Linked DNA regions of Homo sapiens: region 2 is linked to region 1. A link is a loop called in an ENCODE intact Hi-C map of the cell type or tissue named here. Cell type or tissue: Caco-2. All regions are shown on one strand. Links, peaks and the distances in the headings refer to the core of each region. The heading gives the core; the rest is flanking DNA. Region 1 overlaps DIXDC1 (DIX domain containing 1). Region 2 overlaps DIXDC1 (DIX domain containing 1).

Evidence for each region. Peaks named below come from ENCODE experiments on the same cell type or tissue, not always from the same donor. Only the 100,000 strongest peaks of a DNase experiment are listed, where the experiment ranks them.
Region 2: it touches region 1 in a loop (2.9-fold over the local background); 12 of 110 quality-filtered maps call a loop at or near these places.

The regions. Positions count from the first base shown.
Region 1 is chr11:111,942,810-111,945,622 of GRCh38, reverse strand. The region is part of intron 1 of DIXDC1 (DIX domain containing 1); the gene reads right to left. Among named protein-coding and RNA genes, the nearest start is that of DIXDC1, 6.9 kb to the right of the region's middle. In Caco-2, for the core only: no CTCF peak of the experiment used is centred there; a DNase peak (open chromatin) is centred at 1,232.
Region 2 is chr11:112,003,290-112,006,102 of GRCh38, reverse strand. All of the region lies in intron 17 of DIXDC1 (DIX domain containing 1), which reads right to left. Among named protein-coding and RNA genes, the nearest start is that of DLAT, 21 kb to the left of the region's middle. In Caco-2, for the core only: a CTCF peak has its summit at 1,516; a DNase peak (open chromatin) is centred at 1,502.

The DNA.
Region 1 (2,813 bases), core at 78-2,577:
ATTAAAAAAAAAAAGAATTATATTTTGATTATGACCCTGGATCTTGGTCAAGAGAGGCAAAGTAGGAATGATCAGATTCCAGCTAGGCTTACAGTGATAGTGTAGCTAACAGCTCCTGGGGTAGCTGCCCAGCCCACAATGATTCCCTCTTCTTTAAGAACCCTCCTCTGTGCACACAGTGGTGGGTCCTATGACCAGGTTGGTATTGTATCACCCCCTCCACTGGTCACACTTGATTGGTCTGCCAAAGTTGATTGGTGAAAGCCAGCCAATCCCTGGAACTTTCTGAACTGGCATTTAGGAATAGAATCAGTCTTCCTCCTCCTCCCTCATCTCTCTCAAAGTTGTAAGATATAAAACTTAGACGTTGCCATAGGCCATGCTGCCCACCTGAGAAGGAAAAACCAGCTCTAGTAAATGGGAATAAAGCCAGCATAGAAAGAAGCAGACAAGAGGCAGAGAACAGAGGAAGAGATCCTGCCAGTGTCAGAGTTCTTGATTTCATTGTTTCTGCTGCATCCCTGCCCTTTCCATGGTTTAGTTTTTCTGCCTTTCCTTGGATTCCATGAGTCAATAACGTCCACTTCCTATCCCTGCTAGTTCAAGTTGGGTTTTTGGCACTTGTAACCGAACTAATTTTTTAAAAAAGACCAAGACAGTTGGTACATACTACGTGTGTAACAGTGTTGAACTAATCTCAGTCTGGAGTTTCATGACTAATTTGTTCTAAGGAAGCTAAAAGGATGCCAGTGTAATAAATGTCTAGAACAACTGAAGGTTTTCATGGTAACCACCCTCTGAGTCAGGCCTCAGAAGAAGTCAGTCAGTAGACATAACAAGAGTTAAAACTGTCTGAGAAGGATTTTGGCTTGATGAGACTGGACCCCTCTAAAGTTGTGAGAGCAGTGATAGTACCACGAGGTGGCCGGTGGAAGGAGGCTTTAGCAATCCCATAATCTCCATCAGCTTCCTCCAAGACACTCCAAATAACCCTATGATTTTAGGTAAAAGTCTTCTAGTATACACAATTCCATCCAAAATCTTCATTTGTGCAGGAAATCTTGACCTTGAAAGCTTTCTTGCCACCAAATGTAACCTTCTTCCTGTTTTTCTTTGGGACCTGCCCTTCCTTCCAAACAGGTTTGTAAGCCGAGCCTCAGTTCTCTATCTCCTCCAAGACTCAAGCTCACAGAATTCCTGCAGGGGACTTATTTGCTAGAGTTGCGAAAGCACCAATGGGGCTTCACCAGGGAAGTATGTGGTATCTACTGTTCTTAGAGCAGAAACAGCCAAGGAGGCGACTCTATGTTTTCCTGCTGGCAACAAGAAAAGCAAACAAGAAAAGCAGAGAGCTTTTGTGGTATGCTAGAGAGACAGTTCAGGAGGAGACATGAATGGCTCAGGAAGGAAATTAGTTTTACAGTGAAACCAGATACCTGTTTAGAACTCTGAGACCCTCCAGCAGCAGAAGATGAGGAGATGAGGGTGGGGAAGTTGCTGAGAAACTAAGAGCAAGGCTAGAGATTTAAAAACCTTATGTTATTATTGGCCTAAATTCTGCCAGTAAACACCCTATTGTATTTCTTTTCTATTAACTCTTTCAGCCCTTTACTGAACCTGCAAAAGCTATTTGTTCATTGAATTTGATGGCTAATTGGGTACAAATAAAGTTCACAAGTAAAAATATCCTTGAATTTCTTCTTCCTTTCATGGACAGGTTCTTTGTACAGAAGTCTCCCTTACCCATAGTTTTTCTTTCCACAGTTTCAACCACCCATGGTCAACCACCGTCTGAATATATTAAATAGAAAATTCCAGAAATGGGCCAGGCGCAGTGGCTCATGCCTGTAATCCCAGCACTTTGGGAGGCTGAGGTGGGCGGATCACGAAGTCAGGAGATCGAGACCATCCTGGATAACACGGTGAAATCCCATCTCTACTGAAAATACAAAAAATTTAGCCAGGCGTGGTGGCACGCATCTATAGTCCCAGCTACTCGGGAGGCTGAGGCAGGAGAATTGCTTGAACCCGGGAGGCGGAGGTTGCAGTGAGCCAAGATTGCGCCACTGCACTCCAGCCTAGGGGACAGAGCAAGCCTCCGTCTCAAAAAACAAAAAAAAAAAAAAAAAAAAAAAGAGAGAAAGAAAATTCCAAAAATAATTCCTAAGCTTTAAATCGTAGCCGGGCGCGGTGGTTCATGCCTGTAATCCCAGCATTTTGGGAGGCTGAGGCAGGTGGATCACCTGAGGTCAGGAGCTCGAGACCAGCCTGGCCAACATGGTGAAACCCTGTCTCTACTAAAACTACAAAAATTAGCCGGGTGTGGTAGCACATGCCTATAGTCCCAGCTACTGGGGAGACTGAGGCAGGAGAATCGCTTGAGCCCAAGAGGTGCGAGGTGGAGGTTGCAGTGAGCTGAGATCACATCACTGCACTCCAGCCTGGGTGACAGAGTGAGACACTGTCTCAAAAAATAAATAAATTGAAATCAAAATTTAAAAAATAAATAAATTGTCCAACACTCTGAGTAGTGTGATGAAATCTTGTGCCATCCCACTCTGTTTCACCCAAGACGTGACTCATCCCTTTGTCCAGCATATTCAAGCTGTCTGTGCTACCCGTCATCTTCTTATTGGAACGACTGCCAAGGTATCGCAGTGCTTGTGTTCAAGTTGCCCTTGTTTTACTCTATAATGGCCTCAAAGTAAATTAAATTTGTGGGTAGAAAACATGAAGAGAAACAGGCTCCGACTGATGGCAGTCAGGTTCAGTACCATCCACGGTTTCAGGCATCCACTGGGGGTCTTGAGATG
Region 2 (2,813 bases), core at 105-2,604, 60 kb before region 1:
GTTGAAAACGCGCAGTATTTGGGGGAGGAGTGTTCCGTTTTTTCCAGGTACAGTCTGTCAGGGCTTCCTTTGTCTAGGAAAGGGAAATCTCCCAACGCCTTGCGCTTCCTGGGTGAGGCGACGCCCTGCCCTGCTTTGGTTCACCCTCCGTGGGCTACACCCACTGTCCTCCTGACCTCAAGTAATCTGCCCGCCTTGGCCTCCCAAAGTGCTGGGATTATAGTCATAAGCCACCACACCCGGCCCAGGTTTTCTATATTCTTATTGATGTTCTGTACACTACTTCTACTGATTACTGCAAAGAAGAAATATTAAAGCCTCCAATTGTAACTAGATTTATCTATTTCTCCTTTCAGTTTTTGTTTCATGTATTTTTTGAGGGGGGGACGGGAGAGGACAGTGTCTCACTCTGTCTGTCACCCAGCTGCCCAGACTGGAGTGCAGTGGTGTGATCACAGCTCACTGCAGCCTCCAACTCCCAGACTCAAGTGATCCTCCTGCCTCAGCCTCCCAAGTAGCTAGGACTTCAGGCATATGCCACCACACCTGGCTAATTTTTTTTATTTTTTTGTTGAGTCAGGGTCTCACCATGTTGCCCAGGCTTGTCTCAAACTTCTGGGCACAAGTGATCCTCCTGTCTCAGCCTCCCAAAATGCTGGGATTACAGGCATGAGCCACAGTGCCTGGGCTGCTTCAGGTATTTCAAAGCTGTTATTGGGTATACACACATTTAGGATTATTATGTCTTCTCGGTGAATTGACCTTTTTATTATTATGTATCATCTTTATACCTGGAATGATTCCTTGTTCTCAAGTATACTTTATCAGATACTAATATAACCACACTTCCTTTTGATTAGTGTTTCCATGGTATATCTTTATCCATCTTTTTACTTTTAAATCCATTTATATCATTATATTTATAGTGGGTTTCCTATAAACAGTAGTTGAGTCTTCCTCACCTGTATGTGCATGTTATCAACATTTTCACTACAGCCTTTAACATATGAATCAGTTACTTTAAATTCCTTGTCTGATGGTTTCGACATCCTTGTCATATATGAGTTTGATTCTGTTGACTGCTTTCGCTCTTCACAGTGGCTTCGTTTTTCTCTTGCTCTTGTGGATGCCTCATAATTTCTTATTGAATGCCAGACATATGTTAAGACAGGAGAGACAGAGGTAAAAGTATCTGTTTAGAAATGGGCACACTGTTTGTTCTTCCAGGCCATCGGTAGGGACAGTTGAGTTAATTTGGTCAGAAGCTGAGCTGGGATTGAGATTTTTGTTAAGGTTACCTTCAGTGCACCACCATTTTCCAAGTCTTCTAGAGTTAGGTTTAGGGACAGCTGCTTGTTGGAGGGTCGTTCCTCAATGTTCCTTCCCCTCCCTCAGCTGTAGGCTTTCCTCATATGCCTGTGCCTCAGTCAGTCTCTGTATGCTGTTTCCTGCCTCAGAAGCAGTCCACTGCTCCTAATTGAACAGTGCTTGCTCCCCTGGTGGTGGGGGATGAGCAGTGCTTCTCTGTTGTCCTGACGCAGCCCCAGTTTTTAAGTGGGGTTTTCTCAGTGATCCTGTCCCTCCCCCAGTGGTAGGCGACCTCTTACAATCTGAGTCCAAGATAGTTTCCTGCCCCTCTGCCAAGGTAGTGTTCCTTTTCCTTTCCATCCCCACTAGCTGTAATGGGTCTTCACCTTTGCCTAGAGCAGGGACGGAGGGGTCAACAGGATTTACTTCGCTTCCACAGTGGCTTAAGGCTTTGCTCCGTAAGCGAGAATGGTCTGGATGTGGCTTCATGCCTTTCCTGCAGTGGCAGCTGCTCCCTTGCTCCATGAAGGAGGGAGGGAGGGTTTCTTTAGACTCTATCCCCACAGCCAACCTTTTTTTAACCAAAAGCATATTTTATTAATTTTTAAATTGATACATATCAGTTCTACGTATTTTTAGGTTACATGTGATATATATATATACACACACATATATATATACACATATACACACACATATATATACACATATACACACACATATATATACACATATATATACATACATATATATATATATATATATATAATTTTTTTTTTTTTAAGATGGGGTTTTTTTATGTTGCCCAGGCTGGTCTCAAATCCCTGGACACAAGTAATACTCCCACATCAGCCTCCCAAGTAGTTGAGATTACAGGCATAAGCCCACCATGCCTGGCTCGTGTTATTTTGATACGTGCATACAATGTGTAATGATCAAGTCAGAGTAACTGGGATATCCATCACCTCAAACATTTATCTTTTCTCCTTTTTTTTTGAGACAGAGCTTCACTCTTGTTTCCCAGGCTGGAGTGCAATGGCATGATCTCGGCTCACCGCAACCTCCACCTCCCGGGTTCAAGCGATTCTCCTGCCTCAGCCTCCCGAGTAGCTGGATTACAGGCATGCACCACCACGCCTGGCTAATTTTTGTACTTTTAGTAGAGACAGGGTTTCTCCATGTTGGTCAGGCTGGTCTTGAACCCCTAACCTCAGGTGATCCACCTGCCTTGGCCTCCCAACATGCTGGGATTTCAGACGTGAGCCACTGCGCCTGTCCTACATTTATCTTTTCTTTACGTTAAAACATCCCAATTCTTCTAGCTATTTTATTTTTTTGTTTTTCCTTTTTGAGACAGTCTCACTCTGTCTCCCAGGCTGGAGTGCAGTGGTGCGATCTCAGCTCACTGCAACCTCTGCCTCCTGGGTTCAAGCTATTCTTGTGCCTCAAGTGGCTGGGATTACAGGTACTTGCCACCCGCCCGCTAATTTTTGTATTTTTAGTAG